Linked DNA regions of Homo sapiens: regions 2 and 3 are each linked to region 1. The links are chromatin loops, found by intact Hi-C in ENCODE. Cell type or tissue: left ventricle myocardium inferior. All regions are shown on one strand. Region 1 overlaps SNRNP48 (small nuclear ribonucleoprotein U11/U12 subunit 48). Region 2 overlaps SSR1 (signal sequence receptor subunit 1). Region 3 overlaps RIOK1 (RIO kinase 1).

Evidence for each region. Hi-C counts contacts between places; a loop is a spot of excess contacts. Peaks named below come from ENCODE experiments on the same cell type or tissue, not always from the same donor. Only the 100,000 strongest peaks of a DNase experiment are listed, where the experiment ranks them.
Region 2: a loop joins it to region 1, with 3 times the contacts of the local background. A loop is called at or near these places in 43 of 110 quality-filtered maps.
Region 3: it touches region 1 in a loop (2.9-fold over the local background); 31 of 110 quality-filtered maps call a loop at or near these places.

Annotation. Positions count from the first base shown.
Region 1 is chr6:7,600,514-7,608,513 of GRCh38, reverse strand. It overlaps SNRNP48 (small nuclear ribonucleoprotein U11/U12 subunit 48), which reads right to left. Exons shown (of 9, transcript NM_152551.4): 5 at 6,990-7,178; 6 at 5,770-5,891; 7 at 3,028-3,116; 8 at 2,319-2,483. Among named protein-coding and RNA genes, the nearest start is that of SNRNP48, 14 kb to the right of the region's middle. In left ventricle myocardium inferior, no CTCF peak of the experiment used is centred here; a DNase peak (open chromatin) is centred at 4,333; H3K27ac peaks cover 2,646 bases.
Region 2 is chr6:7,300,947-7,308,946 of GRCh38, reverse strand. SSR1 (signal sequence receptor subunit 1) reads left to right here. Exons shown (of 8, transcript NM_003144.5): 3 at 5,310-5,397; 4 at 7,375-7,637. Among named protein-coding and RNA genes, the nearest start is that of SSR1, 8.3 kb to the left of the region's middle. In left ventricle myocardium inferior, no CTCF peak of the experiment used is centred here; no DNase peak of the experiment used is centred here.
Region 3 is chr6:7,401,290-7,409,289 of GRCh38, reverse strand. RIOK1 (RIO kinase 1) reads right to left here. Exons shown (of 17, transcript NM_031480.3): 7 at 6,575-6,687; 8 at 6,393-6,473; 9 at 5,263-5,349; 10 at 4,735-4,872; 11 at 4,269-4,372; 12 at 3,935-4,041. Among named protein-coding and RNA genes, the nearest start is that of RIOK1, 15 kb to the right of the region's middle. In left ventricle myocardium inferior, no CTCF peak of the experiment used is centred here; no DNase peak of the experiment used is centred here.

The DNA.
Region 1 (8,000 bases):
GGCACGATCTTGGCTCACTGCAACCTTCGCCTCCCGGATTCAAGCGATTCCTGCCTCAGCCTCCCAAGCAGCTGGATTTCAGGCGCGAACCACCACACCTGGCTATTTTTTGTATTTTTAGTAGAGTCAGGGTTTCACCATGTTGACCAGGCTGGTCTCGAACTCCTGACCTCAGGTGATCCACCCGCCTTGGCCTCCCAAAGTGCTGGGATTACAGGCATGAGCCACCACGCCCGGCCTGTCTCTTAGTTTTAATAATGCATTTTTCATACATACTCTTAAAAAAAAAAACACTTTAATTCGAAATGAATGTTTTACTTGTTCTGGTTTACGTCAGATAAACAAAGTCCCTATAATTCAGTCCACCCCAGGGTTGGATATCAAAGATTAGCCTGTTGAGAAGTATTTCTTACTTATATCCAGTTTATCTTCTTTAAATAAAAACTATTTAATGTTTAGATTTTGAGGACTTCTAATGTATTTAAGTCAACAGGGATTGATTAGAGATGTCAAAAATTACTTAAGTAGAAGAAGCACTATAGTTATTATAAAACAGCATATGAATCAAAAAGGATTACTAAGCAAATATTTCATTTGTATAAGAAAAGGACTAAGTCATAGGTAGCTTTAAACCTAATTAACTGAATGATAGTAAGATGAACAAAATTACCAAACCAATACAATAAGCTTTAATTCCTGATTACCAGTGGCCCTGGAGAGACAGGATATTATTTGAGAGCCTAATATTTGAAAGTACTTTGTGTATAAAACTAAGTAAGATACAGACCTTGCCTTCATGGAGCTCACAGTCTAGCAGCGATAATAATAACTATTAAGCTCAAGAACAACTATAAGCTAGGTAGGGTGGCAACAAAATGGAAAAGATGATCAGCTCTGCTTGAACAAGTGAGAAAAAGGCTTCAGGAAATGGCTGAGATGGGTCTTAAAGGATGAGGAGGAGTTTACCAAGTAGGCTTTTAAAAAGAGGTAGGCAGCAGAACACAAAAGTGGAAAGGCATAGATGTGGCACAGTGTGGATGAGGAACTCTAAGTAACTCAGGCTGGCTAGAGGACAAGTTATGCATTTCATGGCGTAGTAGCAAAATACAAGAAGTAGGTAGGAGCCAGGATCCCAGAAGTCTTGAGAGCCATTCAAAGAATGTGAATTTTGCCACTGAAGAGTTCTCACTTTTTTTGAGACAGGGTCTCACTTTGTTGCCCAGGCTGGAGTGCAGGGGTGAGAACACGGCTCACTGCAGCCTCAACCTCTCAGGCTCAAGCAATCTTCCTGCTTCAGCCCCACAAGTGGCTAGGACCACAGGTATGCACCACCACACCCGGCTAATCTTTGTATTCTTTGTAGAGACGAGGTTTTGCCAGGTTGCCCGGGCTGGCCTTGAGCTCCTGAGCTCAAGTGATCACCTGCCTCAGCCTCCCACAGTGTAGGGATTATAGGCATGAGCCACCATGCCAGACCGCCACGGAAGAGTTCTATGAGGTGACTATTCACTCTAGCAGTATACAAGGGAATGGAATCATATGCAGTAAATTTAGAGACAAGTAGAAAAATTAGGAAAATGACCATCATTTCATTAGGAACTGACCAGATGATAAGGAGTGGAAGGAAGTATCTAAAATGACTCCTTGATTTCTGGCTTAGGTTAATAGATGAGAGTCATCTCTTTAACCAGGACAGTAATGCTGGGGAAAGAGGAGCAGATTGAGAAAAAGGTAAGTTTAGTTCTAGACCTGATGAACTTGAGATCCAGGTACATGCCTTGTAAGCAGCTGGACTACAGAAATAGACCTCAAATGATTTACATTTACTAATTCGGTATTAATTCACATCTCTCAAGCTATCAAAATTTTACTAACAAAGGCAAAATTGACTGTCAAAATTTAGATGTTCTCTCTGACCCTACATACCCTTATTTGAGGAATTAGCAGGAAAAAGAAAGAAAGAATAAGAGAAAGAGGAAGGAAGGAATGAGCAGAAGAAAGGGATCTGGGAAAACCGTGTTTAACAGTTAATGTCCTGCCTAGACAATACTTTCATATGTCCTGTTTAGGAAGCAAGCAAGTAAGAGATAAAAAAGGGAAAAAAACATCCAATCACGCATGTAGAGATCTATGTCACTAGAGTGGTGGTTATTTGAACTGAACTATAATGAATGTTAAGAATCATCGTCAATTGTTTACTCTCCTTACTTTAGCTTATTCTTAAAATCTATTTTCTCAGCATGGTCTACAACAGAAGAACCTGTTCTATTTTTAAAAAGTACAGAATTCAACGTTGGATGATGCAGGGTTAGACCCACCTCTCTTTCCTTCTTCTCGACTCACAGTTTTTATCCTTATCTTTGTTTCTTTTTCTTTTATGTGGGCTTCTACTCCTATCCCTTCTATGTCGTGAACACTCAGCATCCAAATAGCTTCCACCAGACTGCCGTGAATCTACTGAAGCTGATCGCCTTTCTTCATTCCTAAAACACAGAAAAGAATGTTAATCAGTTTGTGTTACCACTGGTCTCCAGTATACGTACACAGACACACCAGTCTAAAGTGTAATATTCTATATCAAACCAATGGTAGATATGGTCTAAATATGCACAATCTTATAACCCATATAAAAGGACAAATAAACACAGCTCTTAACCCATTTATGCCTGAGGTTGCAATTTTTTTAATTTTTGCAATGAGACCTTGGCGATGACCTTGAGCAGTAGGACATAAATAACTCCCACATGCTTGGTGTTCCCATAATGGAATACTAGGCATAAATGTTAGTATGTTTTGCTATTTGAATATTTCACTAATATGGCTATCCCCTGAAAACTGTCAAAGGGTAATGTCAGAACAACTCTGGTACAATAACCCTGGGCACTGACAACGAAAAACAAAAAGCATTTTCACGAGTTTACTGTGTGCTATCAAGGGTTTTGGAAATGCTAAAATTTAACAATTATAAGTTAATTGTTATCTGTTATCAAAGAGAGAGTATTTTCACCAATAAAGATAATGACGTACTTTTCGGCATCATCCTCTGCCTTCTCTTGCTCTTCTTGCCAATGATTGCTGAGTTCTTCCATGTGCACATTTATCACATCTCGAATCACCTTGGGAGAGGTAAGCACCGAACTTCAGGTAAGAAAACTGCTCAAAAAATTAAGACTGTAACGCTAGAAAAATCAGTGCTAACAATCAAATATTTACTAAGTGCTATGACATAATTGACTGTGGGACTTGTGCAGTTTAGAGAACACAGAAAAGGCAATGGTCAAACTGGAATATGAATAGTAGATAAAAGTTTTACAGCAATATTAAATTTGAAGTTGCTATAACTGTACTACCTTTATGTGAGAAAATATCTCTGTTCTTAGGAAATACATACTGGGGATAAAGGGTTATGAGGTATGTAATTTAACCCTTAAAGAATTCAGGGGAAAAAAATATGTACAGATCGAGATCGAGAGAGTGAAAAATGTGCAGAGAGAGAGAGAGAGAGTGCCAATGAGAAGCTATGTGGCAAAATGCTAACAATGGGTGATCTGGGTAAAGACAATATGGGAGTTCTTGGTACTATTTTTAGTTTTGCAATTTATCTCTCTATTAGAGCTTATTTACAAATGATTTTTTTAAAACCTTATAATTAAGTCATCTTGACTTAATCATATGACTTAATAAGACAAAATATGAAACATACAGTCACTTCACAGATACTTTCTGAATGACTCTATAAAGAAACTTTCAAATAGGTAAAAACCACTTGAAAGTTTTTCCTTTCCTATTTACCCATGCCACCAAGCACAGGGTTAGTCACTGCAGAGGCAAAGACAAAACTAAAATAGGAGTTTACACTTCCCTCATGATTAAATAGAAAATGTTTTCAGAAAAAAGGTATAGGGGACACGGGGCAATCTCAGAAACACTATTCATTCAGGCCTGACTGCATTTCTCCCCACCTTAAAGAAACTTTCAATGGCTCTCAAAGTAAAATCGAACAATATCCAAACTCCTTAATGAAGCCTTCAGAGCCCTCCAGGATTTTCCTACATAAGATAGAACTTAGCCTCATCTCTCAACAGAGAAGCCCTAAGCTCTAGCCACCCTGGGTTACTAATGAGTCTCTGAAAAACTCCTATACTTCTATCTGCTTTTCAGAATGCTAGTTCTTCCACCCGGAAAATCCTTATCCACCACTTCTCCTCCTCCACTATATTCTCCCATGGAAAACCTAAGATATGCCAAGGTCCAACCTAGCGGAGTGACATGAGTCACACACACCTATCTCAAGTTCCAGCTCTCGCACTTCCCTGGCAGGCCTACAAGCCTCCCTGTCAGCAGCTCTATGTAAGCGCCTTGAAGCCTGCTATTTGCACAGAATCCACCTAGCTCAGGCTCCACCACATAGGCAAGAGTCAATAGCAGACATTCCTTTATTCCTCCTTGCTTCTCCCTTTCCCTCAAATGCTTTTCTCTATGAAGCCCTTGCCAATCTTTTATTTCAATTTTTGAAGCTGGGTGATGGGTACATTCCTTAGACGATGCTATCCACTTTAGTATATGTTTGAATATTTCCACAATAAAATATCAACTATAAAACCGTAAAGAATGCTAGCAGCAACATTTAAGCTTGATTACAAGGGTTATGAGACGAGAGAAGAAATAACTGATGAGCCAAGTATCTTAGGGACTATGAGAATCACCAAGGTAGTATGACAGGGACCCAGGTCTCTACTTGCTAAGTTAAGTCTAAAACACAGATTTTAACTGTAAAAAGAACAGCATAAAATTTAGAGCTAAGCTGTGTGGTACAGAGTATTAGTACAATAAACTAGTGATAGATTAGTCAACTAGCACCTCATGGAAATGGTGGCCCTTAAACTCAACAAGATTTAAAATGGCAAAAACAGAGCATTTCAGGTAAGAAAGTAACAGGTAATAGGGCATGGAGGTAAGAATAATTATATGCAATCAGATATAGTTTAAGAGACATGCTTGACTAAAGCAAAAGAAATGCTTGGGAAAAGGAGGCCAGATTATGGAAGGTCTTTTAAATCAGAGAGAAGTAAGAAATAATACGGGAACAATTAGGGAATCAATGAGGCAATTATTTGTAGAGTCTGGGCAAGGTAATTCACATACCAAAAAAATTCATCAACTCTAACGAGCCATTAAATGGCATCTGAAAATAAGTCTAGACATACACCAAGAGACTAATACATAAATAATGTATATCAAGACATTTCTTAAGTCCAAATATTTACTAGAGTACATAAAAACATGCTTTCTGCCAAAAAAGATAATAGCTAATATTCATGAAGAAATTTGTGTTTGCATACATTCTGTCAGTCAATTCTCATAACAACCCTGCAAAGATTATATTATTATTATTATGAAAAGAAAACATTCAATCTAAAAAGCTCAAATAACTTGCTTAAGTCAAAGAGCCAATGAGAAACAGCAGAATCAAAAGTCAAGGTATGGTCTACCTAAACCCAAACTCATGCTCTTACCATGATACACTACTACTTTCTCACAAGGAGATATCTTTTAAGATTGTACAATTGTTTTATATAAGGTTCTTATACTATGAAAGCCTTTGCTTGCTAAAGGGTGGATCTAGAAGTGATGGAACAGATACAAATCAGGTGTGGCCACCCTGAAGACACTTTCAGAAAATTTCCAAAGAATTGTGGAAATTCATAGAACAGATTTAGAAAATTACCTAAGGGAAATTCTTATCAACAAAGATTATGTAAAACTTACCTCAGTATATGATTTCTTGGTTATGTGAACATTCTTGGCTCTATAGGACTGGCGTCTTCTTTTATAATCTCGTACTTCTGCCAGGATTTCAAGGTAGGATTTTGGACTTTTTCGACTATTGTCTAATGAAAGAATAAAATAAAAGTATTATATCCTTCAAAGCTTTTAAATTCTATGAATTATCAAATAAATACATCACAATCCTATATTTTAACTTGTTTCAAAGTAGCACATAAAAACATTCTAAAAATTGTATATTATTTATATACACGGGCTAAGTTTTATATCATTTCTTCTCTCCAGCCATTAGTTGAACATAAGAGTGCTTAGGTACATAGATTAAAGTAACAGCACAGTTGTAATATTTTCACAGAAAGAAGGTACATTTAATGTAAAAGTCAGAGTAAAACCTCAGGTACTGAGTAAATATCCCTCAGTATCCATGCAGAATTTGTTCAGGAACCCCCAAGGATATCAAAATCCATGGATGCTCAAGTCTCTGATATAAAATGGTGTAGTATTTGTATATAACCTACACACACCCTCCAGTACACTTGAAGTCATCTCTAAATTACTTTCAATACCTAATACAGGCCGGGTACAGTGGCTCACGTTGTAATCCCAGCACTTTGGGAGGCCAAGACAGGAGGATCACTTGAGGCCAGGAGTTTGGGACCAGCCTGGCCAGCGTAGCAAAACCCCATCTCTACTAAAAATACAAAAAGTAGCCAGGTGTGGTGGCACATGTCTGTAATCCCAGCTACTCAGGAGGCTGAGGCACGAGAATTGCTTCAGCTTGGGAGGCAGAGATTGCAACGAACTGAGATCGCGCTACTGCATTCCAGCCCGGGTGACAGAGTAAGACTCAGTCTCAAAAAAACAAAACAAAAAAAACACCAAAAACCTGATACGATGTAAATGCTGCATGAATAGTTGTTAATATATTGTTTATGGAATTATGACAAGAATAAAAAGTCTCTACATGTATAGTACAGAGGCAACCACACACTTTTATTTTTTCCAAATATTTTCAATCCACCGTTGGTCAAATTGATGGATATGGAACCCACAGACACAGAGGGCCAACTTCATGTCAATATTAAATGATACAAAACCATTTTACTCTAACTCAAAGTGGCCCAAGAATTAAATCATCTTAATAACACTCATAGAATAAAATGATAATGAAGAAATGTAAAGCCATGATGTGCATCTCAAACCTTGATTGATTTTGGCAGCCAAGTCTACAAAGAGATCGCTGTCATTTTCAATAATTTGAGAATCAGAGCGCTTTTTCTTTGTCTCCTCAACTACGAAATCATAGAGGGCAAGACGATCAGCTTGAGTTAGATCACAAACAAACCGTTTGTGATTCAAAGGAACTTCAACAGGCAATGAAGAATAAATTCCTAAAGTAAAAATAAAATCACAAGAATAAACAATACATGAAGCATTGTGAACTTAAAATCTAATAATTATCTTTAAACATGTGCTTTAATAATGCAATATTAACACAAACTTTTTTCATAATCCCTAAGTATACAAAATATCAATCTAAGCAATAAATGACAAACAATTCTATCCTGAATGTTATATCCACAAAAAAAAAAAAAATGTATTATGGATGTTTGCTATTCTCTCCAACAATATAAAGACAGATCCCATGGAGGCAGGCAGGAATAATCATAAGAGACAATTTGCTCTAAGAAAGCCTTTTGGGTAACAATTTTTATAGCCATCTACAAAAGTAGGTATCTGTTGATATGCTTTTCCCCATCAAAGTTGGGGGAAAAAATGCTTTTAATAAGTAATATGCATTACAGTCCCTTTGAAAATAAACTATGGAAATATTAAAAACTGTGTAAAAAATATCTTTTTGTATGAGACATCAAGCTAGATGGTCAATATTCAAAATATATCCCACTTGTGCAAGGACTTAGAGCTAGGGGCCACAAAATAATTAAGTAGCAGAAATCCCACACCTCCTCACGCCAGGAAAGCACAGATTAAATTAAACTCATTTTAATTTCCTGAGGAGGAAGCATAGTGGCTTAACCAAATTAATTGAAAAAAGTTAATAGCAGTGCCCCCCGGTAGTTACAGAATTTTCTAAAATCTGCTCATTAGTGAAAAAAAGTAAATACAATACCTTGATATGATGTATTAAACATTGAAGAAAATTTTTGTTTTGAGATTCAAATTTTCTCAAATAAAAAAATGATTGGAACTGT
Region 2 (8,000 bases), 300 kb after region 1:
CATAGATTTGGAATACCTGCTGCTTCCTTTTCTGACTTATCTCTGTGGGTCTCAGTTTCTTTTTCGCTTGCTTGCTTTTACTCTGTTTTTATTCTTTTTGCTTGCTTGTTGTATTTCTGAATCCTTATGTGCCAGGCACTGTTCTTGGTGCTGGGTGGGCAAACCAGATATTTTCTCTGCTCTTTCAGACTTTTTTTTGGGGCAGTTATATGTGTTTTAATGGCAGGGGGTGAGAAGCAGACAACAAACAGTATGTAAAATATATCTGGTGAAGAATAAGGGGGTTAGAGAAGATCTCTTAAAAGTTGTTCAGCTCTGAAATGTTTACTATGTAATACAACAGTAAGAATATTGGGCTGGAATTGGGATCATTGCAGCATGCATCTAGTTAATTTTATTTCCTCTCTGGAACGACTATAATCCATCCTACACAGCTTTTTTTCTTTCTATTTTCGTGTCATACTTGAACCTGGAACCTCTCATGATTCCAGATTTTGTCATTTCCTTCAAAATTAAACCACTAGTTCCCTATTTTCTTATTTCAGTATCAAAATATTTATTCTTATATATAGATTTCTGCTTCTTTTTTGACTTACTTTCATTTTTATGGAATATGTCTTCCAACTAAGCAAATCTGTTGCTATTTTATTGGTGTTTTTGAGTTATCATTTTTATGCTTCTGCACCTACTGTTTTATCTGGATAGGATGTCCCTAGTAATTTGTGAACTCTCCTAATTTCCCCCTCTTTAGGAACTCCTTACTGATTATCTGTGAGTCAAGCCTTTCATATGTATGTATACACATACCTTTAGGGTTTATGTTAAGACTCCACGTCTTCAACCCAGCCTGCATTAAGTGAATAGCTTTAACTAGATTAATACATTTCTGCTGCATTGTTGTTAATAAATATTTGACTAGTTGTGGTAAGATAACTTAGAGTGATGGTTGGAAGGGAATCCATCTAGGAATTTAGGATTAAAGATGGTATTTGGGGCACTGAAATTTGGGCATGTACTGAAATTTATTGATGAATTATATCGTTGTTACCAATTATATGAAATTACTTGTGCTCTCTGGCACTAGAATGTACTTATTGTGGAGGAAGAGGGTAGAAGAGAGATGCTGAACGCCATGAGGCACGCCTGTAATCCCAGCACTTTGGGAGGCCAGGACAGGAGGATCACTTGAGTCCAGGAGTTTGAGACCGCCTGGCCAAAATAGTGTGACACCATCTCTACTAAAAAAATTAGCTGAGTCTGGTGGCTTGCGCCTGTAATCCTAACTGTTGAGGCAGGAGGATCACTTGAGCCCAGAAGTTCAGTGTTACAGTGAGCTATGAGTGTGTCACTGCACTCCAGCCTGGGTGATAGAGTCAGACCCTGTCTCTAAAAAAAATTAAATAAATAAGTAGAGGGTAGGGAGTAGAGAAGGGAACTGTTAGATCCTTGATAGCCTTGTGTCGTTGACCAGAACTTTTCCATATCTTAATTTCTCCTGTCTTGAGAACCATTAGAGGAAAAAGAACAACTCTGATTATCCACTTTCTACCCTGGCCAATTAGTACAGAAGTGTTAGTACCCTCTGCTTTGTTACTTATCTCAAATCAGAAAATAATTAAGGTAGATTGAAATAGAAAGGCAGGAAAAGTATTACCTTCCATTGTACTAGACCACACCAGCAGGGGTAGGCTTGTGTGTAGACTGTCTAAGAAAGATGGGCCCTCAAAGGCAAGGCTGCTACAGAAGTCACCTCCAGAACTGAATGAGCTAGAAAGTTCACCTACTGCTGCTGTTCCCAAGATTTATCACCCTATACTCAGCTGCCAAGGCATCAAGGGATTGGGAGATATGGAAGGATCCTTTGCCACTGGGCCAGTGTCCTGGAGTCAAGTGAAGGAAAAGGGGGTTTTTCATAAGATCTAAGATATCAACAGCTGGTTTAGACACAGGTTATTGGTTTAGAATTTTTGAGGACAAACCTTTTTTTTTTTTTTAAGTCACCTTGGGCTTTCCCCCACCCCCCCACCACCCAGACAGAGTCTCGCTCTGTCGCCCAGGCTGGAGTGCAGTGGCGTGGATCTCCGCTCACTGCAAGCTCCACCTCCCGGGTTCACGCCAGTCTCCTGCCTCAGTCTCCCGAGTAGCTGGGATTATAGGCGCCCGCCACCACACCCGGCTAATTTTTTGTATTTTTAGTAGAGACGGGGTTTCACCATGTTAGCCAGGATGGTCTCGATCTCCTGACCTCGTGATCCGCCCGCCTCGGCCTCCCGAAGTGCTGGGATTACAGGCATGAGCCACTGCACCTGGCCTAGTCACCTTGGGCTTTTCTAACCCATTGATTATTCTTTTACTCTATAAAACTGGGTCGCAATGGAACTTGCCATCATTCCTGAAAGGTTTTTTTGTCCTCCCCATAGAAATGAGAGAGGTTTTTGTTTTAATTTTTATTAAAACAAGAGCTGTAGTAGTAATAACACTAACTAACTTAAAAAAAATTATTTAGCCAGGTGCAGTGGCTCACGCCTGTACTCCCAGCACTTTGGGAGGCTGAGGCGGGTGGATCACGAGGTCAGGAGATCAAGACCATCCTGGCTAACATGGTGAAACCCTGTCTCTACTAAAAATACAAAAAAATCTGCCGGGTGTGGTGGTGGGCACCTGTAGTCCCAGCTGCTTGGGAGGCTGAGGCAGGAGAATGGCGTGAACCTGGGAGGCAGAGCTTACAGTGAGCTGAGATCGTGCCTGGGCACTATACTCCACTACACTCCAGCCTGGGCAACAGAGCGAGACTCCGTCTCAAAAAAAAAATAGTTATTTAAAATAGATGATATATTCAAATGGCTCAGAACTTACAAGGTACAGAATATATGATGAAAAGTTTCCCTTGTGTGCCTTCCAGCCATGAAGTCATCTCCCTGTAGGCAAGCAGTACCACCAGTTTCTATACTCTCCTCTGGAGATTGTTTGCAATAGCTGAAATATTCTGGAGTTTTACCGGGTAGCAGATACTAAGCGTTATACATCTTACATGCTGAATAGCTGTAAGATAAATGAGTTACTTAGTTTTCCACAATCAGTGTTCCAAACATTTGCCATGTTTAAATCCCTAAATGAGTTTTCAGTCTTGGCAGCAACATTGCCTTCAGTGTCAGAAAGTGAAGAAGGCCATCAAGCATGAACTCTATCAGATTTTGTATTTTCTACTTCCAAATATATTATTCACCCATCGTTCTGCATTTTCTTCTTAATAATGAGTTGTCCTTGTTCTCTTCTAAGGCTAACCCTTCCACCTGTGTTCATCTCTTCCTGCGGAATTTTGTTACATTATTCTTTCCTTTTGTAACGTCAGGCATTAATCCTCCTCAGTGATTTGATTCTGTTAAGCCACACATCTGCTTATACTGTTCATCCACATTTGCTGCACCTACTTATCTTTACCAAGACCGGTGGCTTCTTGAAAGAGAAACAGGGACAGCTTTTCTCTTCTGCTCACTTCACATTTATTCTCTATCATGGTCTGGTCCCATATATCTAGTAAAACTAGTATTGCTAAGGTCACCAGCAACCTAATTGCCTAATTCCTTGTTTTCCGTTGTTATCCTGTTGTAGCTCTTTTCCAGCTCTTCACAGGATAGTTTCATCTGAATGCTCCATAAGTACTTCACATTTTATATGTCCAAATCTTTTGCCATGTGTCCTACTCCATAAACTCTTTATTGTTTTGATATGGCTCCAGTGATTCAAGCTGTTGTCTTGTTACTTCTTCCGTTTGTTTTTATTCCAAAACCCATTAATCAGATATCAGGGATTTCTCTTGCTGAAATATACCCTGTTCCTGTCTATCCCTGTCATTTATGGTTTCAGCCTCTCTGTCTCTGTTCTCTTTTCCTACTTATGGGTCTCTTTTCTCAGAATAGAAACTTACTCTTACTAAATGAATGAAATCATTAAGGATACTTAAAATATAACTTACAACACAGTTTCACAGTCATTGAACAAGTGTGTTTGAGTGCACTCTCTCTTAAGTGCATGAGCTGGATGGTGGAGGATTTTAAAATTATGAGATAATCTTTGCTCTTGACAAGTTTTATCTATTGGAGGAAGGAGTATTTTATGTAAGTGAAAAGTTAAATGCCAATAAACAATGGCATCCTGAAGCATCTCAATTTATTAAGAGTCTGGATACTTCAAAGGTGTGACTGTCTCTAATCCATATTGATGCCTGGAGAAATGATGCTGCACTGTGTTTAAAGTTTTAAATAAAATTTGTTCACATTTTAAAAAAATTTGTTGAGATACAGTTTATGTATCATAAAATTCATCTGTTTTAAACATACACTTAGTAAATTTACCAAGTTCTGCAACATAAATTCAGTTTTAGGACGTTTCTATCAACCCAGGAAGATCTCTGGTCACACTCTTTTTTTTTTCCTTCAAAATTATGTGACTGATCCTCACAGGAAAATTTTGTTAATTAGAATGGAAATCTCTGTAGGCTGTTAACAAGGTACTTGAGAGCAGAGGTGGGCATAATGTGGTTGCAAGCCACATCTAGCGATCCCCATTCATTTACGTATTGTCTGAGGCTGCTTTCACACAGTAGCCCCAGAGTTGAGTTGAATAGTTGCAAGAGAGGCTTTATGGTCTGCAAGGCCATATCTGCTATTTGGCCATTTACAGAAAAAGTTTACCAAGCTCTGTTCTAGAACCTTGGAGTTCACAATATGGTCTGAATACCAGCAGCTTTGGCATTTTCTGGGTGCTTGTTAGAAAGAGAATGATAGGCTTTGCCCTAGACCTGAATTAGATCTGCAACATCCCCAAAGAATTGGTAGGCACATTACTGTTCAAGAGGCACTGCTCCAAAAGTTCTGTTTTAATTAATGAGGTATGATGAAATTCTTATTGCTAATCCCAGCAAAGCTGTAGAGAAGCAATATTTCTTCCTAACATAAAGTGAAGTCTTTATTTCTTTTTTTTGAGTCGGAGTCTTGCATTGGGGCATTCTCAGCTCATACAACCTCTACCTCCCGGATTCAAGCGATTCTCCTGCCTTAGCCTTCCGAGTAGCTGGGATTACAGGCATGTGCCACCACACCTGGCTAATTTTTGTATTTTTAGTAGAGAACGGGGTTTCGCCATGTTGGCCAGGCTGGTCTCGAGCTCCTGACTTCAGGTGATCTGCCTGCCTCGGCCAAGTGCTGAGATTATAAGTGTGAGCCACCGTGCCCGGCCAAATCTTTATTTTTAAATAATGATTTTTTTTTCTCCCATAGTAATCTCCTCTTAATTGTTCTTTTTCTTAGGTAGAAGATAAAGAGGAAGAAGATGTGTCTGGTGAACCTGAAGCTTCACCGAGTGCAGATACAACTATACTGTTTGTAAAAGGAGAAGGTAATACAGAAGTATTAGTTTTAATTCAGATGTAGGCATTTTAAAACGATGAGCTTGTTCATATATATCTGAATACCCATATCTGTAAAGTAATATTGTTGGCATTTAAAGGGAATACGTAGGTGATATAGACACAATAAAAAATAAACCAAGGGGAAAAAATAAAATAAATACTACCTAGTTTAACTAGAAATTGACTGTCCTTTTCAAAGATTTTGTTTTTGAGACAGGGTCTGGCTCTGTCACCCAGGCTGGAGAGCAGTGGCCCCCTCTCGACTCACTGCAACCTTCACCTCCCAGGTTTAATCGATTTTCCTGCCTCAGCCTCCTGAGAAAGATGATGTTTTAAAACTTCTTTAAACTGCCACAGCAAAGTAACTTTGTCTTTTTTTTTTTTTTTTTTTTTTTTTTAAGATGTAGTCTCGCTCTGTCACCCAGGCTGGAGTGCAGTGGTATGATCTCGGCTCACTGCAACCTCCGAGGCCTCCCGGTTTCAAGCGATTCTCCTGCCTCAGCCTCCCTAGTGGCTGGGATTACAGGCACGTGCCACCACGCCTGGCTAATTTTTTGTATTTTTAATAGACAGGGTTTCACCATGTTGGTCGGGCTGGTCTCGAACTCCTGACCTCGTGATCTGTCCGTCTCGGTCTTCCAAAGTGCTGGAATTACAGGCATGAGCCACCGCGTCTGGCCCTTTGTCACATTTTGAGTGTTAACCATTAATGAGATACTTAATTTTTCCAATATGGTCTAGGTTAGAGCCTAGGATTTTTTGTTTGTTTGTTTTTTGAGATGGAGTCTTGCTCTGTTGCCAGGCTGCAGTGCAGTGGTGTGATCTCGGCTCACTGCAACCTCTGCCTCCCAGGTTCAAGTGATTCTCCTGACTCAGCCTCCTGAGTAGCCAAGACTACAGGCACGCTCCATCACGCCCAGCTAATTTTTGTATTTTTAGTAGGGATGGGGTTTCACCATGTTGGCCAGGATGGTCTCAATCTCCACCTCATGATCCGCCCGCCTCTGCCTCCTGAAGTACTGGGATTACAGGTGTGAGCCACCACACCCGGCCAGTGCCTAGGTTTTATTAAAAGAAAATAATTATGGCTGATAATTTATTGAGGGCTATATTCTCAATACTTGGCATGTATTATTTAGTTCTGACAAACCCACTGAGCGTAGTCATTGTCGAACTGAAGTTTGGAGAAGAAACTGGTCAGGGCTCCCAGTTCATAAATAGATTGGAGAACACAGGATCCAGACCTAGATCTGTTGGCCCCATAGCCTGTGCTGTACTCAGTGAAACTCAGCTTTGTAGACTACTGTATAATTATTGAAGACTTAATATTGAAAGTTATGAATTTTCTTGGTCTTCTTACATTTTCTGTTTTATTCTCATGTGCTTTTGAACTTTATGCCTGTAGGAAGTATAATTTTATTATGCTTTTTTTCTTCCATTTTTGTAGCTACATCCTTGGGTCTTAACCTTCAAATTTGCATTTTGATTAATTGCTTAACGTGGATTGGGATTGCCTGATTAATTTTTACGTTCTAACAGATGCTAGTTTTCAGATGAAACTCTTGGACTTTATCTTTTCTTCATTCTTCTATTTACCTGCACAGATAACACTAAGCTGGAGGTGAAGGTGACTTCACCAACACACGTAACCCTGCTGCTTGATTATTTCACTGCCAAAAATACGCAACTCTTTTTTACCACATGATTTGGATGTGATCTGGTCTGAAATTGAGACGCTTATTGAATGCTTATGTGGGAGTGCTAGCGTACAGACAAAAGGGTTTCAGCCTATACAGCAACTTGAACCAATTTCTCGTTAGTAGGTGACTGGAGTGCTCTATTGGAAGGGATTCTGACACCAAAGTCCACAGGAAAGGGTGCCAGAATCCATTAGTAATGCCTTTTTAAATATTTTGTGCTCTTTCCATGTGTTCTAATTTTTTTGTCTCTATTTTGTTTCTCAGATTTTCCAGCAAATAACATTGTGAAGTTCCTGGTAGGCTTTACCAACAAGGGTACAGAAGATTTTATTGTTGAATCCTTAGATGCCTCATTCCGTTATCCTCAGGACTACCAGTTTTATATCCAGAATTTCACAGCTCTTCCTCTGAACACTGTAGTGCCACCCCAGAGACAGGCAACTTTTGAGTACTCTTTCATTCCTGCAGAGCCCATGGGCGGACGACCATTTGGTTTGGTCATCAATCTGAACTACAAAGATTTGAACGTAAGATCCTCTAAACCTTCTTTTTGTTTAAGTTAGAGATGGATGGGGGCGGTGACGTTGTTTAATAGAATATATCTGTTCATTCAGTTGCCTGTTTTGTGGTTGAACCTGTGATAGCCACCAGGGAAGCAAAGATAAATTGCACGTTTCTTCTTCAAGTCTAATCCAGTGGGGGAGGCATATGAAAACAGGCACTAGAACATGCTGATAAGTGATGCATACTAGAGATAAGGGGAATAAGGTGCTATTGTGTGGGAGTGGAAGTGAAAATGGAGATGTAAGTAAAGCTATGAGCCGGATCTTAATGGGAAAAGGAGCAGTAAGACACACAATGGAGTCTACAGCTTATTCAGATGTTAAGAT
Region 3 (8,000 bases), 200 kb after region 1:
GAGCCAGACTCCATCTCAAACACACACACACACACACACACACACACACACACACACACACACACACACACACACAATTAGTCGGGAGTGGTGGTGGGCTCCTGTAATCCCAGCTACTGGGTGCCTGTAATCCCAGCTACTGGGGAGGCTGAGGCAGAAGAACTGCTTTAACCTGGGAGGCGGAGATTGCAGTGAGCCGAAATTGCACACTGCACTCCAGCCTGGGTGACAAGAGCGAAACTCCGTCAAAAAAATAAATAAATAAAAGAGGCCGGGTGCGGTGGCTCACACCTATGATCCCAGCACTTTGGGAGGCCGAGGCGGATGGATCACCTGAGGTCAGGAGTTCAAGGCCAGCCTGACCAACATGGAGAAACCCCATCTCTACTAAAAATACAAAATTAGCTGGGCATGGGGGCGCATGCCTGTAATCCCAGCTACTCGGGAGGCTGAGGCAGGAGAATCGCTTGAACCCAGGAAGCAAAGGTTGCAGTGAGCCGAGATTGCCCCACTGCACTCCAGCCTGGGCAACAAGAGGGAAACTCCATTTAAAAAAAAAAAAAAGAAAAAGAAAAAGAAAGTCAGTGCTAAGTTAAAAAGTTGAGGAATAAAAATGACACACTTATTTATTCCATTAACAGATGTGATTGCCTACTATGGGCCAGATATTGGGTACTTGGCAATAGAGAAAACTCCTGTTCCATAAAAGTTCATAATTGAGGGTGACAGAATTAGGGACTTAGTATAATAAGTGACACAGTGTGACTACTTCTATTATAGTTGTAGGAGACTACACCTATGAAAACAATTTCTGCTGAAATACCCCTCCAGAGAGCTTTCTAACTGGAGCTTTAAAGTTCACCAGGCGGAGCAAAGTTGAGCAAAGGCAGAAATGGGAAGGTATTGCAAGGAAATGGAAAAAGAGGAAAGGACAGGATAAAACCTGAAGACCTGGCCAGGCAAGGCGACTTATGCCTGTAATCCCAGCACTTTGGGAGGCCGAGGCAGGCGGATCTCCTGAGGTCAGGAGTTCGAGACTTGCCATGGCCAACATGGTGAAACCTTATCTCTACAAAAATACAAAAATTAGCTGGGCATGATGGCAGGTGCCCATAATCCCAGCTATTCAGGAGGCTGAGGTGGGAGAATCACTTGAATCCAGGAGGTGGAGGTTACAGTGAGCTGAGATTGTGCCATTGCACTCCAGCCTGGGCAACAGAACGAGACTCCATCTCAAAAACAAACAAACCTGAAAACCTGTGTAGAGGCATACATGCCATGTGTTCAAAACTCTATGATTCAGAGACAAAAATAAAAATAGATAAACTGGATCACATCAAAATTTAAAACTTCTGTGCATCAAAGCTTGCAATCAACAGAGTGAAAAGACAAGTCACAGAATGGGAATAAACATTTGCAAATCACGTATCTGACATATCCAGAAAATACAAACAACTCAACAAAAAAAACCAAACCTGATTAAAAAAAAGACATGGGGCTGGACACTGTGGCTCATGCCTGCAACCCCAGAACTTTGAGAGGCCGAGACAGAAGGAGTGCTTAAGCCCAGGAGTCTAAGACCAGACTGGAAAACACAGTGAGACCCTGTCCCAACAAAATGAAAAAGAAAAAAAAAATTGGCTGGGTGTCATGGTCTGCACCTATAGTCTCAGCAGGCTGAAGCAGCTGAGGCAGGAGAACTGCTTGAGTCTAGAAGGTTGAGACTGTAGTGAGACAGGATTGTACCACTGTACTTCAGACTGGGTAACAGAGAGACCCTGTCTCTTAAAAAAAAAAAAAAAGACATTTCTCCAAAGAAAATATATAAATGGGCAAGAAGCACATGAAAAGATGCTCAACGTCACTAGTAATCAGGGAAACACAAACCAAAACCATAATAACATACACCTCACACTCATTAGGGGGTCTCTCATTGTCAAAACAAAACAAAAAACAAAATAATAGGTGTTGGTGAGGGTATGGAGATTAGTAAGTGCTGGTGAGGATGTGGAGCGATTAAAACCCTTGTGCATTGTTGGTGGTAATGTAAAATGGTGCAGCCACTACAGTAAACAGTATGGTGGGTTCCTCAGAAACTTGAAAATAGAAATATCATTTGATCCAGCAATTCTACTTCTGGGTGTATATTCGAAAGAACTGAAAGCAGCATCTTGAAGAGATATTTATACATCCATGTTCATAGCAGCATTATTCAGAATAGCCAGAAGGTATAAGCAACCCGTATGTCCATCCACAGATGAATGGATAAACAAAATATAGTATATACATACACTGGACCATTATTCAGCCTTAAAAGAAGAAATCCTAGGCCAGGCGTGGTGACTCATGTCTGCAATCCCAGCACTTCGGGAGGCCGATGCAGGCGGGTCACTTAAGGCCAGGAGTTGGAGACCAGCCTGGCCAACATGGTGAAACCCTGTCTCTACCAAAAAATACCCAAATTAGCCGGGTGTAGTGGCTCGCACCTGTAGTCCCAGCTACTCAGGGAGGCCAGGGTGGTAGAATTGCTTGAACCCGAAGGCAGAGGTTGCAGTGAGCCAAGATCACGCCACTGCACTCTAGCCTGGTGACAGAGTGAGACCCTGTCTCAAACAAAAAAAGAAAAAGATATCCTGTCACATGCTATAACATGGATGAATCTTGAAGACATCATACTAAGTGAAATAAGCCAGACACAAAAAGACAAATACTATATGATTCCACTTATAAGAGGTACCTAGAGTAGGTGAATTCACAAAGACAGAAAGTAGAATGGTGATTGCCAGGGGATGGGAAGTTGTTACTTAATGGGTACAGAATATCAGTTTGGGATGATGTAACAGGTGTGGAGATAGACAGTGGTGATAGTTTGTACCACAATGTGAATGTACTTAATGCCACTGAACCATACATTCAAATGGTTAAAGCATTAAATTTTATATTATGTCTTTTACCAGAATTCTAAAAAATTCTATATTCAGAAAGGCCTCTGAGGCCGGGCGTCGTGGCTCACACCTGTAATCCCAGCACTTTGGGAGGCTGAGGCAGGTGGGTCACCTGAGGCCAAGATTTCAAGACTAGCCTGGGCAACATGATGAAACCCTGTCTCTACAAAAAATATAAAAATTAGCTAGGTGTGGTGGCGTGTGCCTGTAGTCCTAGCTACTCGGAGACTGAGCTGGGAGGATCACTTGACCCTGAGGGGCAGAGGTTGCAGTGAACCAAGAGTGCGCCACTATGTTCCAGCCTGCGTGACAGAGTGGGATCCTGTCTCAAAAAAGAAAAAAAAAGAAAGAAAGAAAAGAAAAAAGAAAAAGAAAGAAAAGAAAAAAAGAGAAAGGCCCCTGAGAAACAAGGGAAAAGAATTAATGACCAAAAAACTGACAGTTTTCTTGCTAAACTTTCACAAACTTTGACAGTCTATGTAATCTTGCCAGATAATTGAAGTAAAAAGCTTGGATATCAAGTTGACTCAGGAGAAGAAAAAAAAAAAAAAAAGGAAAAAAAAAAAACCCCTGGCTTTACCATTGGCTGTTGTGCTGTATTTTTGATTCTTCATCTGTTAAGTAGGAAGGAAAAGGTCTCAGGAAGCTGTCAAAATGAATAAACTACACTATGCAATCTGGGTCCCTCAGAAGTGTCAAGCAAATGCAATTACTGGTTAGCATCCCAAATCTAAAAATCAAAAATCTGAAATACTCCAAAATCCGAAACTTTTTGAGCACCAACATTATGCTCAAATGAAATGTGAAATGGAGCAGTGAGGATTTTGGATTTTGATATTTCGGATGCTCAACTAGGGTAAGTACAAGGCAGATATTTCAAAACTGGAAAAAATCCAAAATCCAAAACACTTCTGGTCCCAAGCACTTGAGATAAGAGATACTGCACCTGTACTGCTATTTCCTATTCCTCCTTCCTCTCCCCATCTTACCTTTGAGAGATAAGCATCCATGTTCTCATGTGTAATGGATGGATCTGTGACAAATTCAAAGAGCTCCCGCACAGTCATGACAGCAACACTGTGCCTCATAAAGAAATCTGTCAGAAGGAAAAACGTTAATGACAGCTTTTATGAGGAAAAATATTATTATTCCAACTACCTTATAGAGAAACAAGGAGATAAAATTACATACCATCTCCCAGCAAATGGTTTAAGCATCACTGCACCAAACAATTTAGTGAGAAAATTTTACGCCAACAGCTTAACTGAGTACAAAACCAAAACAGACCAATGAGCTGTTTCGAAAATTGCCGTTTCTACTCACCATTGACGTTGGCGCAATCCTTTCTCAAGAACTCCAAGGCATGTGGGTGGTCGTGCTCCACGGACTGAGACACGTCAATGATATACACGCCTCCACCGTGGTACCTATGGGCCAGAGACACAGAAGCTGTGGGATGGTATTACTTTACTATGTTTTTCGTTTAAAATAAATTCTACTCTTAAAAGCAAGGGAAGTAGCTCACAAAATCACCAAGGTAGATAAGATGAGGCAATCTTGACTAACAGATGGAACTGGGAAAATTTCCAAAATCCATTCACTGTTAATGATCCAAGCAGTCAATTCGGTGACTAAGGTCACTGAAAAAAGGAATCCTATCTTATACCATTTGGAAGTCAACAATAAAACTTCAGAAGTTAGTGTGACTTCTTGGATTGGGATTTTGTTTATCATTTTAAAGGACACGAAACAACTGACAGGCAGTTCTTAAGAGACAAAATACACTCACAGCATGTTAAATTCACTGAGATCTGCATGGACAAGTCTGGCATCCTGATACATTCTTCTCATGTACTGAATGACCTGCAGGTACAACTCCCGAGCCTTGGATTCTGATAACTGGACATTTTTCAAGAGTGGTGCAGGCCTTGAATGAAAAGAACTAAGATAAAATGACCAAGAACAAGTTTTCTTGCTTCTTACTATACTGTTACATGCCCTTCTCTTCTACAACTCATCATGTGAGCTGTATGTGGGACAATCTGTCTCAATGCACATAAACCAAGAAGGTACCGGCAAATAGATGCTTTCCCAACACACTGTATAAGACCACCCTCCAACACAGGACTAACTTGCTCCTCATTCTGAAGCATTTTCAGACTTGAAAAGGTAGAATACATTGATAACACTTATTCACTAATATAGTGGGAAAGATTAATAAGTTATTCAAATGGGAAATATTCATATAGTGGATAAACTCAAAGAACTTAAAAATACAGTTCTGAGAATGCAATTATTAGCCCTTCCATGTACTTACATGTCATCTTTACCGATGAAACTCATGACAAGAACATGACTTCTTAGCATTATTGGTTCTGGACATGGTATCTCTGCTGTGTTTAGCCTGTGATATTATAACAAATAAAAGGACAACTGAAAAGTTGAAAAGGCATCTAAATAAATTACAACTGCAGGTCCCAAGATTAATATTGCTGTTAAGAAATAGCACCAAGGCCTCTCAAATGTATTATAATATTTCATAAACTCTAAGATTATTTTAAGTGGCACCATTATGTACCACCGAGAATGATAAAACACTAGCAATTCAACTATTACATCCCATAACCTGTAATACCCAAAGCAATTCCAGAGATGTTAAACTGAAAAAAATGTGCATCTTACAATGGAGGAAATAGAGGAGATAGGTCCACAAGTATCTTTTGTGTTGAATAGCCTGAAAAATGCTTAATAAAAATAGTTGGACTCACACCTAATAGCTTGTTGAACACAAAAGACTTTCAAAACGAGTAGTACTTGCTCAATACTACACTATCCAATGTGTCACCTGTGTACACCATATAAAAAGTTATAAGACATTTTTTAAAACTCCATAATTTTCAGGAAACTTGATCTCAACTAGATGAGGCCTTTACCTGATAAAAAGGTGTTAGTGCAAACAAAGAATATAAAAAAAGTGTCCAAAACTGGACTAAGAAAAGGAAACTATGATAAACAAAGAGTTCACGACCTAACAAGATTAGTCGAAAACTCCAATACCTACGAAAACATGACAGAGCATTATAACCATCTGATTGTGTCACTTTCCTGATTAAAATCCTTTAGCAGTTCCTTATTATCCTCAGTATAAATTCTAAACATTTTCAATGGCTTACAAGGCCTTCCAAATGATCTAGCTTCGTGGAATAAATATGAATTGTGGCAGTATTCTTTTGAAATGGATTCTCAGAATAGAAAACAACAGAATAGGAAACAATCTCTATTTGTCCAGACATGTGTTTCTTCTGCTTACTTCAGCAGACCTAATAGAAATAAAGGCCCTAACAAGTCCCTACATTTGGGCAGAACCACACTGGGATCTGCTGGGAGGAAGGGCTGATGTTCATGTACAGGGCATAGGACAGACATACACACATCCCAGACAGTCACCTGATTAAGTTCCTCATTTCTTTTTCTGCCCAAGTTTTCACCATTTTCCTAGGGTTTCCTTTACAATAGCCATGACGAAATCTTGAATAAGAAAAATGTTTATTATTTCAATCATTCCATTATTATTTTAATGTTTTAGGAAATAGAAATTAAACCAACTGGAGGGAAAAATCTGAACTTACCTGAATTCTCCACTTACATATTTATCCCGATCTTTGAACACCAAAATAGAAGTTTTATAAATTTTGATTGCTCTGCTCTCTCCATTTGCTGTGCTAGCATGGTATACATTAGCCTATATTAAGTCAAAAAAAAAAGAAAATGAAGTTTATGTTAAATAACCACTTTTTCAATCTATTTGATTCTAACCTCAAAAGTCAAGTGAACTGAAATAACATGCATAAGGAATACCACTGTCTTTTGAATATGTGAATTAAAATGTAAAACATTACATCAAAAGGACAGTAAACATAGCTCCAATATACAAATACAGTCACGTGCCACATAACGTTTTAGTTACTGACAGGTGACAGACCGCATATATGAGGTGATTCCGTAAGACTATAACAGGTATTTTTACTGTACTTTTTCTATGTTTAGATAGATAAATATTTACCATTGTCTTACAATTGTTACAGTATTCAGTACAGAAACCTGTTGTACAGATTCGGAACTACCGTATAGCCTGAGAGTGCAGTAGGCTATACTATCTAGGTTTGTATGAGTATGCTCTATAATGTTCTTCGCATAATGACAAATTTGCCTAATGATGCATTTCTCAGAAAGTATTCCCTTCATTAAGCAATGCAAGACTGTACAGTAAAATCCAATTTAAATATAGGGGAGAAGTGGTTTCAAACTTTTTTATATCTCAAGTATATGCAAAATAATTAAAGACATTCTTAAATCCAGTGATTTAGGCAAGGCGTGGAGGCTCATGCCTGTAATAGCAGCACTTTGGGAGGCCAAGGCGGGTGAATCACTTCAGGCCAAAAATTTGAGACCAGCCTGGTCAACATGGCAAAACCCTGCCTCTACTACAAATACAAAAATTAGCTGAGTGTGGTGGTGCACGCCTGTAGTCCCAGCTATTCGGGAGGGTGAGGCAGGAAAATTGCTTGTACCCGAGAGGCAGAGGTTGCAGTGAGCTGAGAACATGCCACCACACTCTAGCCTGGGAGACTGTCTCAAAAAAAAAAAAAAAAAAAGACTCTGTTTAAAAAAAATTTAAAAATCCAGTGATTTATAAGTTGAATTTTACTGAGAATTGCTTCCAGCAGAATGGGTTTTACACTTTTAAATAATTGCTTTAAAAAAAAAACAAAAACAGAAACTATATTGAGCCACAACACTCACATATATTTATTAGCTGGCCCTTTCAAGAGCCTGCAGACCCCTGCCATTATAGCTGAGTAAATCACAGTAAGAGTTTCCTTCAAGCTGGAGTAGTCAATTTTGAGTCAAAAGGATTTCAGAGTCTTCTCTAACAAACAGAAGGCAGTATACCCGTAGGTAAAGAAAAAAATAAGAAAGACTTGCTGACTCATAGAAACATAACCATAAACCCCTGGCCCCATGAGTAATTTATTTTATTAGAACTCAGGCCTG